2 separate regions of the Mus musculus genome follow, and region 1 is linked to region 2. A link is a loop called in an ENCODE intact Hi-C map of the cell type or tissue named here. Cell type or tissue: left cerebral cortex. All regions are shown on one strand. Links, peaks and the distances in the headings refer to the core of each region. The heading gives the core; the rest is flanking DNA. Region 1 overlaps Cep85l (centrosomal protein 85-like). Region 2 has its middle 60 kb from the start of Gm36065.

Region 1 (5,386 bases), core at 193-5,192, 810 kb before region 2:
GACCCAGTGAGCTATTTTCAATAAGAACACTTCATTTAAATGACTATTTTCTACTTTGTGGAGAACTGAAGAACACTTAGTTCCTATAAAAAAGGTAGTGGCAATGCAGTATATATTCCATTTATTCCCCAGACTGGAGCTATAAAGTGACCTTGCTAGAGTTGGATATAGAAAGTGAACTTTTTTGGTAGTGGTGTTTCAAAATTAAAACTCATACTTCATTGTCAGAAATATTTAGGAAAGAAATTTATGAGCCATGTTGAGGAAATTGGCAGCTACATTATGCACACTTAGCCACTGTAAAGTTTGTTTACAAGATCCAGCAGATGAATACACTGGCTAACAATTAGTTTCACTCTTAATCGTGACCCTCACAAAGCTGTTCTCAGCCGGAAGGCAGCGGTGCGTTGCTTCCCCCATGACGGAGTGCTCGGCTTTAAGCTGAGTTGGCATGTTGCAGGTCTGGAGTGGCGGCAGCTCTTCACAGAAGCATCACAATGATGCAGATCAGCAGCAGACATATCAAGATGAGGCAGAAATTGATAAATAGGTTCTGGAGATTCTGACGTGCTTGCTGAGGCATTTCAATAGTGGAGGCTCTCCTGATAGCCGAGCGAGTGAGGTATTGCACTTTTTCCATTATGCCAGGAAGGCAAAAGTAGGGAGACAAGTTTTTCTAAGTGGTCAAGAGAAAGATAAAAAGTTGACAACAGGCAGCCAAATGTGAGCTGTCTTCTTTTAGGAGACCTGGGATGTAAAAAATAGTCAACAGATTAGGTTCATACCTAAACCCGTTCTCTGGGTAGATATGCACAGCTTTGCAGCAGCTCGTTCCTCAGCTGTATTTTAAATCCCATCCCCTTCTCCAGTCCCCAAGGCCTCTCTTCTGTCTCTCATGTGTGAGCGTCTCACTGTCCTGGGTGAGCGGGGAGAGCCACGGCTTTGGCGGCTAGTACTTGATTTATGAGGTGCTTCTTTGGGGCTATTTTCTTGGTTACTTTTTTTAAAGCTCTGTTTCTCTGTAAACACAATTGATTTTAACATTTACTATTAATGTTTCAGAAATAATCTTGTAAAAAGAAATGCATATAGTAACATATCTTGGATCCTAGTTTTAGTCCAAAATAAAATAGTTAAGTGAAAAATATGAAATAAAAAGCAGATTCTAGCCACTTGCCATTCTCTTTTATGATTTATAGATTTGTAGAATCATTCAGTGTATTTGATCATATATACATCCTCCGGACTCCTCCCAGATCCAGCCTCTTGGTGAATGTTATTTTAAACACTTTAAGAAGATGTTAAGTACTAAAGACTTCCAAACTCAGAAGGCACAGTAAGGACTATCGTTTTAAACTATCACAGTGCCAGTTTTCAGCTAATCTTGGCTACCAGGGGTGGGTTTGTGTCTGGCCTTCTTTCAAAACTTCTAAACTATGGCTGAATATGTAAGGTTCAAAGCTTTGATAGTAAATACAACAAAATAAAGCGTGTTAACAGAAAATTAGCTACAGGTTTAAAAAGATGACTGTATATGTTCATTGGGTGTTTACTGGAGACACAGAGCCTCTTTACTTACAGACTAATTTGAAGTTTAATCTTTCTGATTTTTGTACCAGAGTGCTGGAAATACAATGTATATTTGGTTGTGGGAAATATGAGATCCCGTATTTTAGTTATGTAAGAAGCAGAAGAGAACCCAAGTTTTGTGTTCTATGTGTGTGGGATCTGTTCTCACTTTTGGAAGGATTGATCGCTACCAGCAATTCTTTACTTTTCCTAGTGGGACCTTGTATTATCTTCTCTCTCTCTGTTTAAAGAGAATAAATCGGAATTTAGGAAATTAAGTTCAGAAGTATCATTTTTGTTTTAGTAGGAGGAGGAAGAGGAAAGCTACAGACGGCAGTAATCCTACAGTACCATACTGTCAGGTGTGGCGGCTCTTGCCTTAGGTCTTATCACTCCAGACGGAGAGCAGAGTTAGGCTGAGCTCTGAGTTTCAGCCAGTCTGCTCTACATAGCAAGTTCCAGGGCAACCAGGGCTAGACAGTGAGGTCCTAGCCAAAAAAAAAAAAAAAAAAAAAAAAAAAAAAAGTCATATCCTTTGTTAGGAACCTGTTGGGTAGGGGTAGAAGTTATCTGTATAAAACCCTGAAGGAGCCGGGCGTGGTGGTGCATTCCTTTAATCCCAACAGTCGGGAGGCAGAGGCAGGCGAATTTCTGAGTTCAAGACCAGCCTGGTCTACAAAGTGAGTTCCAGGACAGCCAGGGCTACACAGAGAAACCCTGTCTCGAAAAACCAAAAACCAAACCAAACCAAACCAAAACCAAACCAAACCAAACCAAAACAAAAAAAACAAAAAAACAAAAACAAAAACAAAAAAGTTAGATCAACCTGTTACGCAGGAAAGCTCACTGGGATGAAGCCCCTTTAAGACTGCAGAATTGTAAGCTGGCAAGTTCCTTTGGTCCCAGCTTTGTTGTGCAGACTGAAGCGTCAGAGTCTCTTCACCTGCTTCTGTCTAGTTGTGATAAAAATTGTGTAAACAGAATGAAATTGGACCAATTAAAAAATTCTGTTAAAAATTTCCCTCTGAAATTAGCTCATGGCAATTGATATTTTCGTCCGTAGGTTTATTTTTATTGATGTATACTTATGTGAAATTGAACATATTTATTTGAATTAACACAGCCCCGATTTTGGACTGTGTAGTCTAGGCTGGTCTTAAACTTACTGTGTGTCACACTGGTTAGTCTTGAACTCTGCAGTCCTGCTTTTGCCTGGGATTACAAGGCTCCTGTGCCTCCATGAAAGTGATTTTTAGCCTTATACTGAAGCTTCAGAGTCTGTTTTTTTTTTTTTTAAACAGGCTGTAGGGAGACAGTATTTGGGAAGTTCTAAGGAAAATTGAGGGGCACTTAGCAAATAAACCCCTGTTCATGTAGAGGAGTGAGTGATGCACCCAATTCATGGAAAGCCCTGAAGATGTAGTACGTGCTCTGAAGCACTAGAGGTCCTCAGTTGCCTGTAAGCTCTACTGATGGGGCAGAGCATACACATGAAGGCTTTCCTTCCTTTCTTTTTTTCCTCATTTCTTTAAAAAGATTTTTTTTATTAGATATTTTCTTCATTTACATTTCAAATGCTATCCCGAAAGTCCCTTTACCCTCCCGCCGCTCTGCTCTCCAACCCACCCACTCCTGCTCCTGGCTCTGGCATTCCCCTATACTGGGGCATATAATCTTCATAAGACCAAGGGCCTCTTTTCCCAATGATGGCTGACTAGGCCATCTTCTGCTACATATGCAGCTAGAGACACGAGCTCTGGGGGTATTGGTTAGTTCATATTGTTGTTCCTCCTACAGGGTTGCAGACCCCTTTAGCTCCTTGGGTACTTTCTCTAGCTCCTCCATTGGGGGCCCTATGTTCTATCCAATAGATGACTGTGAACATCCACTTTTGTATTTGCCAGGTACTGGCATAGCTTCACAAGAGACAGCTATATCAGTGTCCCTTCAGCAAAATCTTGCTGGCATATGCAATAGTGTCTGGGTTTGGTGGCTGTTTATGGGATGGATCCCCGGGTGGGACAGTCTCTGGATGGTCCTTCCTTCTGTCTCAGCTCCAAACTTTGTCTCTGTAAATCCCTCCATGGGTATTAGAATACCCAAGAAGGCTTTATTTTCATGTGTTTATTTGGTAATGCATGCTTCAGAATTGTGTTGGGTAAGGAAACTGAAGTACTACACACTCTTGGAATGTCCAAAGAGACTGCTGCTTATCAGCCATGCTGCTATAATTTAGAAAGACTATATTTTTCATTCCCAACTCTAAATTTTTGTTTTTGTTGGTCTGATCAATGTGTGAATTCCTATATTAGATGAAAATTATATTCATTGTGTAAATAACAATGCAAGATTCTTTTATCCAGGAACCTTGAAAACAGTGACCTTGGGTAGAGTGAGCAGGTAAGAAATGAAATTGATGCACTGTAGGGATGCAATAGAGTGTTGAAGCCTTTGTTCAGAGTTATGGAAAAATCAGTCTGATTTTTAGATAACAAGCTTAAATGGATTGGAGGTATATTTTTTATCAATAGAGCAAACTTAATGATTGTATATTTTAATTTGATTCTGGTATGTTCATGTCTATGTGATTATTTTGAACTTTGCTGACTAGAATTTACTGCTTAAAAACTAAGGACATCAGTAACTTTATGCCTGACTTTGAAGATAATGTTTAGAATATCATACAGAATAGTACAGATCCAACACTTGATGGATTTAAATGAAACAGAGGAATGCTTTTTAGTTAGCAGTAGTTTGCATCCTCATTTTCTCAGAAAATGACCATTCACAGCATTTTGCATTTGCTTTTCTTTTTCTGTACCTTGTCAGGATGATGATGTATCTTAACCATGCTCATCACTGAACGGGATCAGAGGTGCAAATGGCCTCTCCCACAAGGTCTCCTATTTGCTTGTAGCTCTGTGAACTTCACAGAGCTCACTTGTTTTAAAATCTGTTCTCCAAATGATGATGTAGAGATGCATACAAAGAATTAAGAGGGAGTGTCTGTGTGTAAGTGCACTTAGGAAAATGTTCTTCAGAAAAAATGTGCTTATGCTGTGTAATTTATAGCAGTGATCTATACTTTAATCATCCTCACTTGATGTTTTAATATATACTTTGAATTCTATAGCCAATGCAAATATTATGTCTTGATAAATTGGTGAGATTAAGAAACAATATTTGTTAATAATGACCCAAATGCAGCAATTTTCCTCTATGTCTACTAAAATATTCTAAAAACAATTTTGATTTGCTTTAGGAAATGACACTGCGGCAACTCCTTTTGGCAAAGCAAATCATCTCATTCTTTTTTAGTGTATCTGTTACATTTCTTCATTGATTTTATCCTTTTTTGTGCTTACTTTTAAAGCATGTACCTTTATAAACAAAATACTTCAATGTCACCATAAAGCTATGTAGAAACTGTGCTTTATATTGAAAATTTTAACTACAGGCAGCATCTGCTTAATCTGCTAAAGATGCTTTCTATAGCAGAATTTATATTTTTTTCTAGAAGTTGCTTCCTTTTTTTTGTAACTAATTGTGATATAAGGAAATTCTGGTGGAAAGAAACTCATTACCTACCCCTTACTCCACTGAAAAAAACTTTTGCACACACTGTTCAAGTTTGAGAATGCTATTGGATAGGCATTAAGGTAAACCTTCAGGGACCGGGGAAAGGGCTCAGTAGGTAAGGCACTTGCTGCCAAGCCTGACGACCCAAGCTTGACTCCTGAGACCTACATGGTGGGAAGAAAGAACTGACTCCTACAAACTCTTCTGACCTTCACAGACATGCAATGACACTCTCTCT
Region 2 (5,386 bases), core at 320-5,319:
CCTTACTTATCTTTCTGAGTAAATGAAGCCCCCTTTCTCTAAACCTTTCACTGGATCGCTCTTGTTAGTGTCCTGGCTCAGTTGGGTGCCAATTTGTCACAAGCTAGAGGAGGAAATCTCAACTGAGGAAATGTCTCCATACGATCAGACTAAGGCAGGACGTTTGAGCATTTTCTTAATTAGTGATTAATGTAGGACAGCCTAGCCCATTGTGGGTGGGGCCATCCCAGAGCTGGGTTCTGTAAAAAAGCAGGCTGAGCAAGCTATAAATAGCAACCCTCCATGGCCTCTACTTCAGCTCCTGCTTCCAGCTTCCTGTGCTGCTTGAGTTTCTGCCCTGATTTCCCTAAGTAATGAGATGTTATCTGGAAGCATAAGCAAGAAAAACCTTTGCCTCCCATATTTGATTTGGTTATGGTGTTTTATCACGGCAATAATAGAAAAATAATATATCCTTACTCCCCAGACCCACAGGTTTCTTCCAGTATCTCTGACCTCTTGAGGATGGTCAGTCTAACTGATGCCTATCTGGAATGGATTGGTTCTCACTCAGCCCTGCAGATCAAAATACTTGCTGGCCACTTTCTGCACAGATTCCACTCAAACTGGCAAGTGGAGTGACTAACTCTCCGTCAGGTCTGCAGTAGAACCATCAGGAGCTGTCTCACCAATAACCTTATTTCTGATGGCGCAATGCCCATACCTAAAGACAGAAAGCTATTATTTGAAGTTGGCTAGACACTATAGTTTGCAACTGGTAAATAATTGTATGATTTGGATCTACTCCCTGCCCTAAAAATGGACTCATGGATTTGGACTCCAGATGATGATGTTCCTGAAAGGTGGTCAGACCATGATGGCTCTAAAGGAAGCAACGATTAATGGATTTGTGAATTTATACATTGGCCATATTACTGAGACAGGATGGAAACTAGAGATAGGGCCTAGTTGAAGGGAAGGGTCACTGTGAGCATGCCTTTGATAAGCATATCTTACCAGATTCTCCATCTCTGTCTCTCTGCTGCCCGACCCATAAGATGAATAGCTCTGTTCTTCCATATAACGTCTCTGTCATGATGTTCTGCCTCATCGTGGCCCAGGACAACAGAGCCATTGGGGCCATGAGGACTGAGTTTCTGAGATTATGAACCAAAACAAATGTTTCATTCTTTTAAGTCGTTTACAGCAAGCATTTTGTCACAGTGATGAAAAACTGACTAAATACAGATACAATGTTAACTAGCATCACAAAATCAGTAGGTGTTGTTTCTAGAACAAGTACATTGCTTACAGTCGACTGTCCACCATGAAGGTTATCATTTCTACGTGAGTGTTTTGATATCTGATGTGTACGAGGCTTGGAGTTTCACATATCACATTTCCTTGGACTGACATTTAAAAGCATATTATAAGGCTGGGCATAGTGGCACAGCCTTAAAACCTAACACTAGGAAAGCAGAGGTGGGTCTTTGTGAGTCCAGGGTGAGTCTGGTATACATAGTGACTTCCAGACCATCCAGGGTTACAAGGTGTGGCCCTTTTTAAATATAAATAAATAGATAAATAAATATATACATACATACATACATACATACATACATACATACACACACACACATAGACACATTCTCATCTCAAGGAATGAATAAAACTTTTAAAGGATAAGAAAAATGTATTTTTTCCTCTCTGCATAGCTGCCTGTTGCATCTTATGAAACTCGTGTGGAAGCATAGAATACTCAGACACAACTAGACTGCAAGCGCTTCTCTCACTAGAGGAAATTCAAACATCATTCTGCCCTCTGTGTGGCAAAACCTAAAAGCAGCTGCCAAGAAAGTTAAATTTGCAGGGTGGCTGCTGTGCTCTGAATATTGCCCTCCCCAAATCGTATGCTGCAGTCTAATGGCTACAGTAGTATTAACAAGTGAACCCGTTAAGAGATGATTAGACCACAATCGGATAGGTTAGGCATCATTCTGAAAATGTGAGTTTAACTCTGGGTTGTTCTCCATTTTGACATCTGCCATTGGGCAATGCAGCAGAAGGCCTTTCCTGATGCTAATTTAGATATTGATAGTAGACTTCTTAGCTTCCAGAAATGTGAGCCAATAAATCTTGTTCATTGCAAATGACCTAGTCTCAGCTATTCTGTTATGAAAGCACAAAATGGACTAAGATGGTGGTTTATTTGTGACCATTGAAAGTTGGCTGCAGACCTGTTTTCAAGATACAAATTTAATAGGCAAAATCCCCTTTAGAGATTTCCAGGGAAGCATCGGTTTTGGAAAAAGAGAACTAACCAAATCCACTCAAACTGTTTCATTCTTACAAAGATCATTATGGTACAATGGATGAATAATTCATTAACTTCAGTTACTTTTTCATGACTCAAAAAAAAATTGTCACAAAGGTAAAAAGCATATTAAAACACACACACACACACAAATGCACCTTTGTTTCATTCAAATAACACCTTGAATATATGAATATTCCGTTGGGAAGGTAATATCGGCCCCATATTTTTAACTTAATAACTTTATCATATTCCTGTAACAGAGGCATTCTACTGATTTACTCAATTACTTTGCAAGTACTAGAAAATCATATTTTCTGATTATTCCTATGCCAAGAGAACAAATTCACAGCAGAGAACAACAAACTGGTGACATAAAATAACAACACAATCTTGACCTTGTTTTTTCGTGATTATTATTTAACTCAATTGCATGTGATGAAAAATTGATTGATTTTAAATGCTATGTATAAATCATGACAAAAACAAATTACATGTCGTTAATATAAAAAGTAAGTGTGAAATTCTCTATAAATGTCATGTTTTAAATTCTGCTTTGAATATTTAGAAGCCACTGCACACATAGACCTTGAACAACAGACATCTCGTTTTCTAGGAGATGGCTTTCTACTCTTTTCCCGTTGCAATCATACAGATTGAAGTTGTGGGCAAGGAACTGAAAAAGAATTTTTATTAGCCAACACTGGAATTCACAAGTATCAACAACAGACCAGAAATTTTTATCAAATGATGCTAAACAGTTTGGGGCACAATGAATTTGCCTGTTCTACATGATTTGCATAGGAACAGCGCCTCCTGCTGGTGAGATCATAAAATCCACCTTCGACATTACTTCTGGAAATACTGATTGTTGTTTTTTGTTTGTTTGTTTGTTTGTTTGCTCTATATAAAATAAAACAGCACTTTTCTATTCCTGTGTAAGAGTGATGCCAGTGTCTATACAACCAACCAGAAAAGCATGCATCACACTCTCTGAAAAGAAATCTGCAGAGCTGACAAGAGACAGGAAGCTTGCATTTTCTAGGCTTCCAGTCACAGACCAGTCTAACCTGCTTTTTAGCTTACTCTCAACTCTGAATCAGCCAGCATTTGGTCTCCTCTGCATGCTCACTTAATACTCAACAAAAGAGCCTGGCCCATAGCAATGTATATGAGAATATCAGTTGTGTGTCTTATGCTATTCTGTGCCTTTGTTTTAGGCTAGCCAATTTAATTCTTACAGTGGTCCCATGGGGTGGGTTCTATTATTATTCCCATTTTTCAGACAAGAAAAGCAACTCAGGGGATTTAAATAACATACCCAAGATCAAAGAGCTACTAAGCATAGCCCATGAACCAGGCGATTTAGCAACACAGGCTCCATAGTATTTATCACTACTGTTCTCACAGCCTCATTCAGAGACTTTTTCTCAGCACCACCTCTCAGGGCTGTTGTCAGCTCTGTTATGCAAATAGCGTGTGTGCCACAAATCCCTTCTATAAAACCCTCAGAAAGCTCTACAGCCTTTCTCCTTGAGAATAAAATCCTTCCAGCAACTCCAAGATTCAAGAACAGTTGCTATGAAAGAAACAGTAGACTTCAAGAAAGCATCACCCAGCACCTAGCACCCAGTACCCAATACCACCAGGTGATGACTCATGCAAGTTTCTGTTTGAGAAAGGACCCCAAGCTGGCTGCTTCCTTCTGTTGTGTGCCACTTTCTGCTTTTCCACTGCTTGATGTCTGTGGCTTGTCTCTCAGAGTTAGCCCTAAAGGGAAAGTATAGTATCTGGGAGATTTCCTTGCAACCAGCCACACTGACTAAACTGATTCATGCCTAGGGAGAGACTTTGTTGCTCTTGGAGAACCTTTGGGACTAGAGTCACACCCTGCAGAATCCTTTGGGGCAGGGGGTCAAGCCTTCTGATGGCTCCCAAAAGCTCCCCTTTGTTGCTAATGCTCTGTTATCCATCTTCATTGACAACTGTTTTGTTTTGTTTTGTCTTCTCTTGTCTTGAGTTCGATTCCCTGCAGCCCAGCTCTGCTTAATCCTTTGTGAGTGTGCTCAGGCAGTGCTTGCTTCAGCCCACTGTCAGCTTTTTTGACATCTTGATAGAATACCTGACACAAAGAACTTAACTTAGAAAAGAAACTGTATCTTTTAACTCTTAGTTTCAGAGCTTTTCATCCCTAGGCCTCCAACCTTACACTCAAAAGTGGGTAGTACAGTATTGGTCATGACAGTAGGAGACCATGACAGAGTAGGTTCTTCATGATGAATGGTAGGCCATGAAAGAGAAATGGGTCAAGGACCAGATATGACCTTCAAAGACACATACCAAGTGATCTCATTCCTCTAGATACACCCCACCCCCTAAAGTTTCTACCACCTTGCAAGCATTCTCAAATTCTTTGGAATCCATAATTCCACAACCCTACCAGTGTTATACCTGCTTTAGCCTCCACTCTGAATATACAGAAATCACAGTTGTGCTTGAGATGTGGTTGCCTAGCGAGTGAAGTGTTGCAGGCGAAACCATCGAAAAGTAGGTGCTAAAGACATCCAAAGAGTTAAGGATCAGCATCAGTAGACAAAAGAGGAAAAAGGCAGTATGGGGCAGAAGGAAAGGTTCTTGATACAGGTTATGACAAGGCCTCCTCAGTACTTGGGAGCAAAATATTGCCCATCGGAGTGGATGTACATCAGGCCAAAGCCCAGTCAGAGGCACTCTGTGGACAGCAGGCCAGTGAGTCTTCCATTTAAAGGCATCTGAGAAATGTGGGCCCGTCCATCAGACTCAAAGTAAACACATTGTGCTATTCTCTGCTCTGCTCGTGCCAGAGGGACCACAGAGCAGGAAGGCAAATAATCTGTTTTCCATGTTATTCTTTTTGTTTAAAATGCCCAGCTAGTGCACAAGATGTAATCTTGATGAAATGTAGAGTATGTCTATAGTGAGATGTCTATTTCTGGAAGCAATTAGGAGGCAAGAGAAACCACACATACCAAGTGGTCTCATTCCTCTAAATATACACCACCCTAATCTAAGCTAAATACTAAGCTATGTCCCATCATGGAAAATGGCGAGAGC

The links. A loop is a pair of places that touch in the nucleus more often than their neighbours do. Peaks named below come from ENCODE experiments on the same cell type or tissue, not always from the same donor. Only the 100,000 strongest peaks of a DNase experiment are listed, where the experiment ranks them.
Region 1: it touches region 2 in a loop (14-fold over the local background); 5 of 42 quality-filtered maps call a loop at or near these places.

What each region holds. Positions count from the first base shown.
Region 1 is chr10:53,339,118-53,344,503 of GRCm38, reverse strand. All of the region lies in intron 3 of Cep85l (centrosomal protein 85-like), which reads left to right. It overlaps Pln (phospholamban), which reads right to left. Exons shown (of 2, transcript NM_023129.5): 2 at 1-747. The coding sequence starts at 640. The coding sequence ends at 482. Among named protein-coding and RNA genes, the nearest start is that of Pln, 4.1 kb to the right of the region's middle. In left cerebral cortex, for the core only: a CTCF peak has its summit at 3,000; a DNase peak (open chromatin) is centred at 3,017.
Region 2 is chr10:52,531,784-52,537,169 of GRCm38, reverse strand. No RefSeq gene overlaps it. Among named protein-coding and RNA genes, the nearest start is that of Gm36065, 60 kb to the left of the region's middle. In left cerebral cortex, for the core only: a CTCF peak has its summit at 3,104 (motif pointing left); a DNase peak (open chromatin) is centred at 3,097.